Linked DNA regions of Homo sapiens: region 2 is linked to region 1. A link is a loop called in an ENCODE intact Hi-C map of the cell type or tissue named here. Cell type or tissue: gastrocnemius medialis. All regions are shown on one strand. Links, peaks and the distances in the headings refer to the core of each region. The heading gives the core; the rest is flanking DNA.

What was found. A loop is a pair of places that touch in the nucleus more often than their neighbours do. Peaks named below come from ENCODE experiments on the same cell type or tissue, not always from the same donor. Only the 100,000 strongest peaks of a DNase experiment are listed, where the experiment ranks them.
Region 2: a loop joins it to region 1, with 1.8 times the contacts of the local background. A loop is called at or near these places in 8 of 110 quality-filtered maps.

Annotation. Positions count from the first base shown.
Region 1 is chr3:14,286,622-14,291,993 of GRCh38, forward strand. No RefSeq gene overlaps it. Among named protein-coding and RNA genes, the nearest start is that of LINC01267, 63 kb to the right of the region's middle. RefSeq lists enhancers at 4,466-5,167, 5,168-5,372. In gastrocnemius medialis, for the core only: no CTCF peak of the experiment used is centred there; DNase peaks (open chromatin) are centred at 2,620 and 3,140; H3K27ac peaks cover 3,556 bases.
Region 2 is chr3:14,449,011-14,454,382 of GRCh38, forward strand. The region is part of intron 5 of SLC6A6 (solute carrier family 6 member 6); the gene reads left to right. Among named protein-coding and RNA genes, the nearest start is that of SLC6A6, 49 kb to the left of the region's middle. RefSeq lists an enhancer at 2,456-3,263. In gastrocnemius medialis, for the core only: no CTCF peak of the experiment used is centred there; DNase peaks (open chromatin) are centred at 3,046, 3,341 and 4,071; H3K27ac peaks cover 3,846 bases.

The DNA.
Region 1 (5,372 bases), core at 205-5,204:
TCCGCCTCCCGGGTTCAAGCAATTCTCCTGTCTCAGCCTCCTGAGTAGCTGGGATTACAGGCACCCACCACCACGCCAGGCTAATTTTAGTATTTTTAGTAGAAACGGGGTTTCTCCATGTTGGCCAGAGTGGTCCAAACTCCTGGCCACAGGTGATCCACCCACCTTGGCCTCCCAAAGTGTTGATTACAGGCGTGAGCCACCGTGCTCGGCCAATGTCCCCATCCTAACCAAAGGAGAGAGTGGAAGGTTGAACCAAAGGAGAGAGTGGAAGGTTGGGACAGGGACCAGCCCCATGTTACGTTCCCCTTCTTGTTCTAGGACTTTGCATGCTTAAGTTCTTGGCATTTGAAATCTTCTCTGTTCTCCTGATTGCTTTGTTTCTTAGCAAGGATTGGGGTAAAAGATCTCCCCCAGAGGAAGTGGTAAGGACAGAAGCTGAACAATAGGGCTGAGAGGGCTCTGGCACAGGAAGGATGGGAGACTGATGAGAGGGAAGTAAGAAATTGTTGGAAAGAGGCCAGCAGGAGAGGAGGGAGGTACTGATGTTACCTGGCTGTGGCACCAGCAGTTTGAGACCTGGAGGGACAGGTGTCTATGTGGGGTATCACGTGGTTGGGGAGGGGTAATTTCCACCTGCAACTGGGGGCTGCCTGAAACCCGATCAGAAGACTCATGGCATGGTGCTAATGGCCTCAGGGAGCTGGCAGGAAGCAGCTGGGCTGAGAAGTGGCTGCTGTGGCTCAAGGTGCCTGCTGGGTCCCTCTGCACTGCATTTGCTGTCGAATGTGCTCTCTGGCCAGGAACGCTGGGCTTTCACGTGCCACCAAGCACAGGATCCAAGGAGGAGAGATGGCCTATACTTGGTTGCCCCGGTTTCCTCATCTGTGCTGTGAGGTTGATCATCCATGGCAGGCCCACTTCCCAGTGTTGATCATCCATGGCAGGCCCACTTCCCAGTGTTGATCATCCATGGCAGGCCCACTTCCCAGTGTTGATCATCCATGGCAGGCCCACTTCCCAGTGTTGATCATCCATGGCAGGCCCACTTCCCAGTGTTGATCATCCATGGCAGGCCCACTTCCCAGTGTTGCTGGGAGTCAGAGCCGGGTGGTGGACGGAGGGAGTCTGTCCTGGCTCAGAGAGTGGCACGTGTGTCTTCTCCTTGGGTCAGCCTTCAGATCCAGTAGATGACCTTCTGGAACCCACAGCTCAGAGGCTAAAACTCACATGCCAACAGCATTTGCAAATGAGGGACGCAGCCCCAGCGCCATTCCTCACGTCATTGAGGGGAAGAATAGTATAGTGGCCATGAGCACAGACTGGTTTTGGCTAGACTGGGTCCAAATCTTGGCTCTGCCACTTACCAACCGCAGACCTCTGAATCTCGGTTTCCTCGTCAACAAAGGGATTAATAAACAGTAAAATAAATCATTGGCAAATAGCATATCGATACCTTCTGTTCGCTTATCCTGCAGCCATGACAGACACTGCTAATCATTCAAGATATTCTTTCTCACTGACCCTCAGAATCTTCTGTATGTCCAGAGCTCCAGGCAGCCACTCCCAATAGGTAGGATTTGGCATGTGAGATGAATCTTTTTTGTCATCTCATTACGATACCTTTAGAGCACAGTTTCTGGCACATAGCAGATCCTGCATAAAAGCTACCATTCAGCCTCTGCTCATTGCAAGAATCCTTATCCATTATCCCCAACTTCTGCTTACTCACCTCCAGTGACGGGAAGCTCACTGTTTCCTGAGAGTAGCCATTCCATTGCTGGACAGTTCTGATGATTAGGAAGTTCTCAAATGACCCTCCCTTTTTCCTCAAACAGTCTATAATTCTATGGCAAAGAGCCCCCTTCCTTCCTGCATGAGCTGTCATTTACAGATTTAGGTGATTTATTTTTAGGTGATAAGTTTGAACCTCCTGAGGAGTAAACCCTTTCTCTCAGCTTGCATATAGTTGATCCCAGGCTAGCTAAGCATCTTCAGCACTTGATGGACATGTTTGGGGGAGTGAGAGTGTGTGTGTGTGCATGTGTGTGTGTGTGTCTGTGTCAGAATGTATGGGTGAGTAGGAGAGATTGAGAAAGAGAAAAAAGAGAGAGAAGACAGAATGAGAGAATGTATTTTAAAGCATACCAGCCAATGTCACTCCTTATGTAAGCCCAATAGCTTCCCAGGGGATTGGGGTTGTATTCAGGGCCCCATCATTAGCTGATTAAGGCTGATTATTCCAAGGGGAGGGGGTAGTGAAAAGGGACAAGAAGTTACATAACTATCCATTTATTTAGATTTAATCCATGTTTCTAAATTTAGGAGCTGGAAGAATTCAAAGGTGCGCCCCCTGGCATTAGAAGTGGTGCTGGCCACACAGGGGAACGTGGGTGTGGTGAGTGTTGGAGACCAATACCACCCAGGGTCACAGTGGGGGATTTTTCCCAGGGCACAGTTCAGGGACTTCATCTCACAATCCCAGGAGAACTGTAAAAGGACCCAGTATTGCTCAACCCATTTCATACCCTGGAGCAGGTGCATAATGTGACTAGGATGGGGGCAGTGTTACAGAGGGGTGGAGAGCATGCTGATGTGGGAGAGGGAACCAGAACTGAATGTCCTGTGAAGGGGAGCAGCTCTAGGAAAACCTGGACAGTCATGGTCACCCCCAGGGTATCGCATGTGTTCATGCATATGTCCTAGTGTGGCCATTTCCAGATGGATTCCCTTTCTGCGTGGACTCATAGCTTTGCTGTTCTAAACATTTTGTGCAGGGGTGTAGAAAATCATGAAAGTCATTCAGGTTCTGCCTTCCACAAGGTCGCTGCATTTAAGTGGGCCTCTCTCATATCAAAAATAGTGTAGGTTCACATACATAAAGAGGTAATTTATTTGCAGATGGCTGCAAAGGACACTCTAACAAAATAATTATTACAACTTTTTTGGAAGCTAGAAGTATCTTGAGCAAAGGGAGTCATTTTCTGATTTGAGCAAAGACACCACATGGGCTCACAGTGACCTGCCTCTAACTTCCACGGATGCTGACTGTATCCAACTCCGAGTTCACATCAATAGTGATCCTGTTTAGAGAGAAGCTGCTGAAAGCTGAGGATAAAGAACAGCTGCAGAGCTGTGACTCATCATTCAAGGTCTCAGAAACATTGCAAAGGCCATTGCAAAGAGGTGACAGCACTCTGTAAGAGCGCATGAGGTAAGGTGCATATAAAAGCACTTTATTAACTGTAAGGAATCCACATTCATTTGAGGAAAGGCTGTGAAGTTGTGTTATAGTAGAACACATGCCAGACTTGAACTCAGCGGCTTTCTAGTTCTGTTACCAGTAAGAATCACATGGAAAAAAGGCTGCAAGAGACCCTGCTCCAGAGCCTGGCTCACAACGAACCCTCTATGAATGATTGATTTCTCTCTCAACACTACTTTTAAAGCACCCCGGCAGTGTGGACACTGGAATGTGATATTTTCTTTGAAACCCTATGTACTTACAATAAAATTCCAATTTGTTACCCTGACTAAAAATCCTGTGTCTGACGCCCTGCCCCCCAGTCCCACTCATGCCCTGCCACACTCTCTGGGCTCACTCTACTCCTTCCCTTGAACACACCAAGCCCATTCCTACCCCAGGGACTTTGCACTCACCACTCCTCTTCCTGGAACACTCTTCCCTCATCTTTCCTTGACTGGCTGTTTATCCTCATTCATGTCTCAGCATGAATGTCACCTCCTAGATGGAAAATAGCCCCTGGTGCCTCCAACCACCTCACTCTACTTCAACTTTCTGCATTGTCCTTACTGCTTTCATACACTTTCATCCTCTGCTTGCTTATTTTCTGTCTCCACCACCAAAATTTAAGCTCCACAAGGGCAGAGATTTTTGTCTGTCTTGCTCACTACTGTAGTCCAAACGGCGGGTGTCTGACAGAGGGTGTTGATGAATGACCGCACTTTGTGAGAATGGAGAGGTCAGCACCTTCCACGCTTAGGAGCCCCTCTCAGCTTCATCCTTCCCCACTCCCCCGCTTTTTCTCTCCACGGATTGCCTCTCCTTTTGTCCACATTTCTCTCATATTCCACTAGATGACTTCCCACTCTTTTCCTTATCCCCTTGCTTGCTCTGCAGAGAGCTTTGAACATCTTGTTCTTTCTGTTCTCAAGGCTGGGATGACTTAACCTTCCCCCTGTCTCATCTTTCTGAATATCCGTCTGTTGGCTTGGATCCTCTTCTCTTTGACCCTGGGAGAAAAACATGAAGCCAGCATGGGAGTCAGGGGTGGGAGAGAGTTTAGATGACCAAGGAGCCACTGCCTCCAGAGGCAGGGAGTCCTCATTCCTGAGGCTGTGAGTGGAGGCTGAATGACCACGGCCTTCTCACAGTCCACCCCACCCTCTGGGGAGGCCTGCAGACTCTGCCGCTGCTGCAGACAAGCTTTTACTTCCCTTCTTCAAGCCACGCTTTTAAAAAATCTGCTATGTGAGCACTCCAATGAATTGGTTTGGCTTCTGCCGGCTGTTAGCTGGACTAAGGAATTTGAATGGCACTTTACAGCTTACAAGGCTCTTTCATCATTCATTAATTTGGCAAATGTTTACCTAGCATCTGCATGACAGGCATGCCTTTATTGTTTTATTGGGCTTCACTTTATGGCACTTCAAAGACATTGTGTTTTTTACAAATTGAAGGTTTCTGGCAACCCTGTGTTGAGCAAGTCTCTCGGCGCCATTGTTTTCAACAGTGCATGTGCACTTTGTGTCTCTGTGTCACGTCTTGGTAATTCTCAGAATATTTCAAACTTTTATCAGTATTATTATATCTGTTACGGTGATCTGTGATCAGTGATCTTTGATGTTACTATTGCAATCGTTTAGGGGCACCATGAACTGTGCCCATGTAAGACGTGAACTTAATCTATCAATATGTGTATTCTGCCTGTTCCACCAACCGGCTGTTCCTCCATCTCTCTCCCTCACCCCAGGCCTCCCTATTTCCTGAAACACAACAGTATTGAAGTTAGGCCAATGATGGCCTCTAAGTGTTCAAGTGAAAGAAGGAGCCATACATCTTTCACTTTAAACCAAACGCTAGAAATGATTAAGCTTAGTGAGGGAGGCACCTCGAAAGCCAAGACTGACTAAAAGTGAGTCCTTTTGTGCCAAATAGTTAGCCAATTGTGAATGCAAAGGAAAGTCTTTGAAAGAAATTAAAAGTGTTATTCTAGTGAATTCACAAACAATAAGACAGTGAAGCAGCCTTGTTGCTGATATGGAGTAAGTTTGAGTGGTCTGGACAGAAGATCAAACCAGCCGCAGCATTCCCTTAAGCCAAAGCCTAATCCAGAGCAAGGCCGTAACTC
Region 2 (5,372 bases), core at 313-5,312, 160 kb after region 1:
GATGACAGTCCCTGTCTTTTGTGTGTGGTTTTGCCATTTTCAAGGTGTTTACCCACCTCTTAGGAGCTGGCCCAGGAATGGGCCAGAGAAGAGGGAGCGGCCTACCGACTGGCCCCAGCCATGCTTTGGGGTCAGGGCTGGGACATCGTTGGCAAAGAAGGGGTCGGTTGCCCTCACTGGTGTGGAGCCCTTACTTGGTCGGTCCGTGTCACTGTCGCTGCTCCAGGCCTTCAGTGTATGCTCAGGGCAGGTCCTTAGGCCCACTGTCACTGGGGGTTCCTCTAGTGTGTATATTTTCCACTTACAAACAAAAGGGACATTGGAAGCACAATCATTGCCCCTCGGTTCCCCGCTCCCTGGGGAGCTGAGTTCACAGACAAAGAAAGGCTGGCACTTCCTTTTTCTCACTTGAATGGGGTCCAAGGCACAGCCTTGTCCTTTCTCTGCTGTTTTTGGAGTGGCCTGAAAACCGGGCCTTCCCCACTCCTGGACACTGGCACTCAGCCAGTTACTGAAGGCGTTTGCTGGGACCTCCTTGCCTCAGACATTGACTGGCCTGCCTGGGTTTGAACCCTCACTTTGCCACTTCTAGCTTAGGCGGAAGTATCCCGCTCTCTGGGCCGTGGTATCCTCACCTGCACCTGGGGAGATGGCAGTGCTGACATCCCAAGGTTGTAGGATGGCCCTGACTGCATGAGATCCTGGGTGGCCAGCCCTGAGAATCCATTATTATTATTATTATTACTGTTATTTTGTTTTTGAGACAGAGTCTCACTCTGTTGCCAGGCTGGAGTGCAGTGGCGTGATCTCGGCTCACTGCAACCTCCGACTCCCTGGTTCAAGCAATTCTCCTGCCTCAGCCTCCCAAGTAGCTGGGATTACAGGAACACACCACTATGTCCAGCTAATTTTTGTATTTTTGGTAGAGATGGGGTTTCACCATGTTGGCCAGGATGGTCTCAATCTCCTGACCTCATGATCTGCCTGCCTCAGCCTCCCAAAGTGCTGGGATTACAGGCGTGAGCCACTGTGCCTGGCCAGAATCCATTATTATTTATCGAGTGCCCTCATAGTGCATAAAACTACCCCTCAGGGCAGTTTCTTTGTGTGTTATGAACTTAAAGAATCACCCCCTATTGTAAAGGGGTCATCCTCTTCTGGGCTCTGCTTGTCTCGCTGTTGTCTAGGACCCAGGGGTCTTAGAGAGGGAACACTTGGGAGCAATGTGAGGTCCTCAGGTTGGCCAGTCCTCACTCACACCTTCCAGAGGGACCGGGCCCTCGGGGGTATTCTGGGACCCTTGCCTTCCAGAATCTCCATTCTGAGCACCCCAGCTCCATTTTCTGGCCTGGAAGACACTGAGACAGTATTTATCTTTGGAAAGTGTCTGGTTCTGCAGGCATCTTCCCAAGCTTCTGCATGATCCAGATGGATTTGCTCTGTCCAAAGAACCCTGGCTGCCAGCTTGGTACTCACCTCCCACTCCAGCTCTCACACCTCTCCTACCCCTGCACCCCTAGCCCCAGATTCCAGCAGAGCTTTGTGAGACCACCTGAACATTCACAAATAAGCTGCCCTCTTTCTAGAACCCTGGGGAAGATTGAGGGCCATGGAGCAGGAGCCTGGAAAGCAGGCTTAGGCAAGACCAGCACTGCCTCCTGTGACCTGCCTTCACAGCACAGGCCGAGGCCAGAGAGCTACACCAGGGGACAGCTCAGTTCCAGCCCTGAGCCAGGTGCCGTGGGCAAGAAAGACCCGGCCTCCTGCCTTCAAGAGCCTTCTCTTTTCTTGGCATGCAATGGTGGAAAGGCAAGAGAACCAGTAGGGAATAGTTGACTCCTGTGAGCATAGTACTAGGAACTTGCCCCTGTCATTTCTTTCAGTCTCTAAGTAGAGGAAATAGCTAGGCATCATCCAAAACTCTTCTTTCTACCTCAAATCCCACATCCAATTCACACATCTTCTTGGCTCCCCCTTCAGAGTATACCTACAATCTGAGCACTGTCCCCATGCACTGTCACCCCCATGGGACCCCCATCACTCTCCTGGACACCAGCACTGGCCTCTTGGATCTCTCCGTGCCTTATCCTTGCACCTCCGTAACCAATTCTGAATCCAACCTGTTAATTCCCAGCTCAGAACCCTCTCATGGCTTTTCCCATGCTATGATCTCACCCTGGCAGAAAGGATTGAGACTATTTCAACACAGCAAGTGCTCACTGGGTGCTGAATCTCCTCATTAGTTCCATGTCTTCATCCACCTGCGTGGAGCAGCAAATCACTACCTCTCTCTGGCTCACTTCCCCATCTGCAGATGGAGGAGCATATGAGCTGGGCTTTGAAGGATGAGTAGAAGTTCACTAGGCAGAAAAGGAGAGTGACAAGACAGTCTAGGTAGGAGGAACAGCCCATGCAGAGTCAGCATTCTGAAAGCACATGAGTATTTGGGATGGTTTGGCTAGAGCATAGGATGCACGGGTGAGGGCCAGGTAGGGCCAGGGAGAAGGGTCAAAGCCTTGAATGTTAGGCGGGTACATTTGAACTTTGTTCTCTTGGAGGAGGAACCATAGAAGGTATATGAGAAGGGAGGTGGTGTGACTGAATTGAATGTGATTTTTGGACATTCCTTAAGGAACACACTGGTGGGAAAGAGAGGCTGGATGTATGCTGAGCACTGACTGTATACGGGGCCTCGGAGACCTCAGCCTTCAGCAGGTCTGGGTTCCCTTTGGGTGAAACTTATCTGAATCCCCCTGAAGATAGCCACCAACCCTGCAGCGTCTGACCCTGGGGTTTCTCTCGAGTGAATCTTGTCAGGATTTTTTGCGCGTTGCTGTCTGGGAGCCAGTTGGGCGGCAGAGCAGTGAGGATACCCTCGAAGGTTGGTCTTGGTGACCCTCAAGCTGAAGCCCAGCCCCAGCTGTTGCTTCCTTTCACTTCTCTTATATGCCCCAGATGCATAGGTCCCTGGCCCGTCCTTTCCTTCAGCAGGAGTTGCTGGCAGGTGCTGCTGGCAGGTGCTCAGTAGTCTCTGGAAGTCAGGGGTACGAGGCACCAGGGGAGCGGAGCCATCTCCCAGCTTCTTCTGGGCAGGAAAGGTCCCTGTTGACCCTCCCTGCCAGCCCTTCCTCCCTCTGTTTTCACAGAGGAGGCAGCAGAGCAGCAATGGGTGACATTCCCCTTTCCTTGTGGGGGGAGACAAAGCTCAACTCTGGCTCCCACACATCCCAGCTGCACGACCTTGAGGCAGTGACCTCACCTCTCCACGCCCTCTTCTCTCCTCTGTAAACAGAAGTAGCGTGGTCCCAATGACTCACAGCCTGGCTTGAGTGTTTTGGAGCTAAGACCAGGGATGTGCTTTGCAGGGGGCCACGGGACACTGACGATGCAAGACGTGCAGTGCCCTGCCCGAGGTCACGTGCACAGCTAGAAGGAGCAAAGCTTCCAGCCCTGGCATTCAGCACTGCATCCTGCCTCCAGCTAACCTTTTGTCTGTGTCCCCACCAGCCACCAGCCCAGAGCCCGGGCCAGGCTTGGGAGCCCAAGTCCATGGTCACAGGTCACATTGTGCCACATGTGTGTCTCCCCGCTCCCAGGTTACTCTTGGGGTCTTCTCTCGGCCTGGACCCCCTACACCCACCCTGTGTGCAGTGCTAAGTCACCATTCTCAGCAGAAGCCAGTGAGCTGCACTTTCCCAGATCCTCATGAGAAGCCGCTGGGGCCCCAGAGACAGTCATTTCATGCTGGCTTTATAATTGAGCGCCGAGTTGCTCTGGGATGGGGAAGCAGAGCTTTTGTCCCCTGCTTCTCCTTGCTGTCTGGGGTCACCTCTGTCCCAAGGTCGCCCTGGAGGACAGGCGGGGCCAGACCTGGCCAGAGGCCCTCCATCAGGCTGGAGCCGTGCCTTCCTCCTAGGCTCCTCCAGACCCCCTGGGAGCTCGGCACGTATCATTAGACTTTATTAGAATCAAAGAAATGAGTCATATTTGCAAACAAGGCCTGCTCAGCCAATCTTCCCCTGCAGCTGTCGGAAAGAGGAGGCGGTGGAGAAAGGCTGCACGGCCCCGTGCTCTGGGCGGACGGGCCCTTTTATAATTGTTGCCTCTGCTAGTCTCCAGGGGAGAGCCATGGCCAATAAATGGCTGGCGTGCAGTCAAAAGGAAACGATTTGGCCCGCTAGGAGGACGTATTTACATCTCTGAGTGCCGGCTGGACGGCAGCAGGGCGGCCGACTCAAAACAGACGTCCAGGCAGTTCTTTTTTGGATCCCACCCTGGAGTGAATCATTACTATTCTTGGACAAGAATGCAGCTTACCTCGGAGTCTCCTCCCTCTGTATGAGACAGACGAGGAAGCTGGGGATGATGGGGCCCTTGCCAAGGCCAGCACCATGCCCGGCACATGAGGTGGCTGGCCCCAGGGTGGCATCAGTAAAAAGGAACCAGGTCCATGGCTGATTTCTATCTGAGTGATTTCAGGTGCATTCCTGAACTTGTCTCAGCCTCAGTTTCCCCATCAACCAAATGGGTATAATTAATTTACTCAATTAATGTCAGCTGAGCACCTATTAGGTACCAGGCACTGTTCAGTGATCAAGACAGACATAGACCCTGCCTTCTTGGGACTGACATTTTAGTGGGACAGGCAGACATTAAATAGATAGCACATGTACAATTATAATATAAAAGCAATAAGTGATGAGAAATAGGCTCAGGGCAGGGGAAGGACAGTGACCAGGGATGTTTTTTACAGAGGGTGGCCAGGAACAGCTGCCCTGGGGATGTGGCCTTTGAGCAGAGACCTGAAGGAAAGGAGCGAGGGAGTTTTGGAACAAGTGGCTGAGGGAAGCAGTTAGGTCCAAGGCCTTAAGGCAGGATCGCGTTCGACCTGTTCAGGGAATGGCCCAGATAGCAGCTAGGGTGGCTGAAGGAGGAGGAAGTGATGCTGCAGTCTGGGGGATGAGGGTAGGGCTTGGGCGCCCGCACCCGCAGCCTGCCCAGAACACTTCCCCTTTACACCCGTTCACCTGTGTGTTTACTAATTGGCACCCCCTCGCTCTTAAAAGTGAGTCTGAATGGCAGGGTCAGAAGGGCCGTGTTGGCCGGGGAGCGGGAGCCCTGGGAGGACGTGGAGCAGAGGAGGGATGTGGCCTGACATAGGTATTGATAGATTCCCTCTGACTTGTTGGGGCAGGAGTAGAGGGAGGAAGACCAACGAAGAGGCTGCTGGAAATCATCCTGGGGGCGTCAGGGGCCTGGACAGGGGCAGAGACTGTGCTGGGAGAGCTGTGTTAACACTGTGGGGAGCCTGTGCAGCTTCCTCCTGGGGTACTTAGGAGGCACAGGTGAGTGGCAGGGCGCCATGGCGTTCC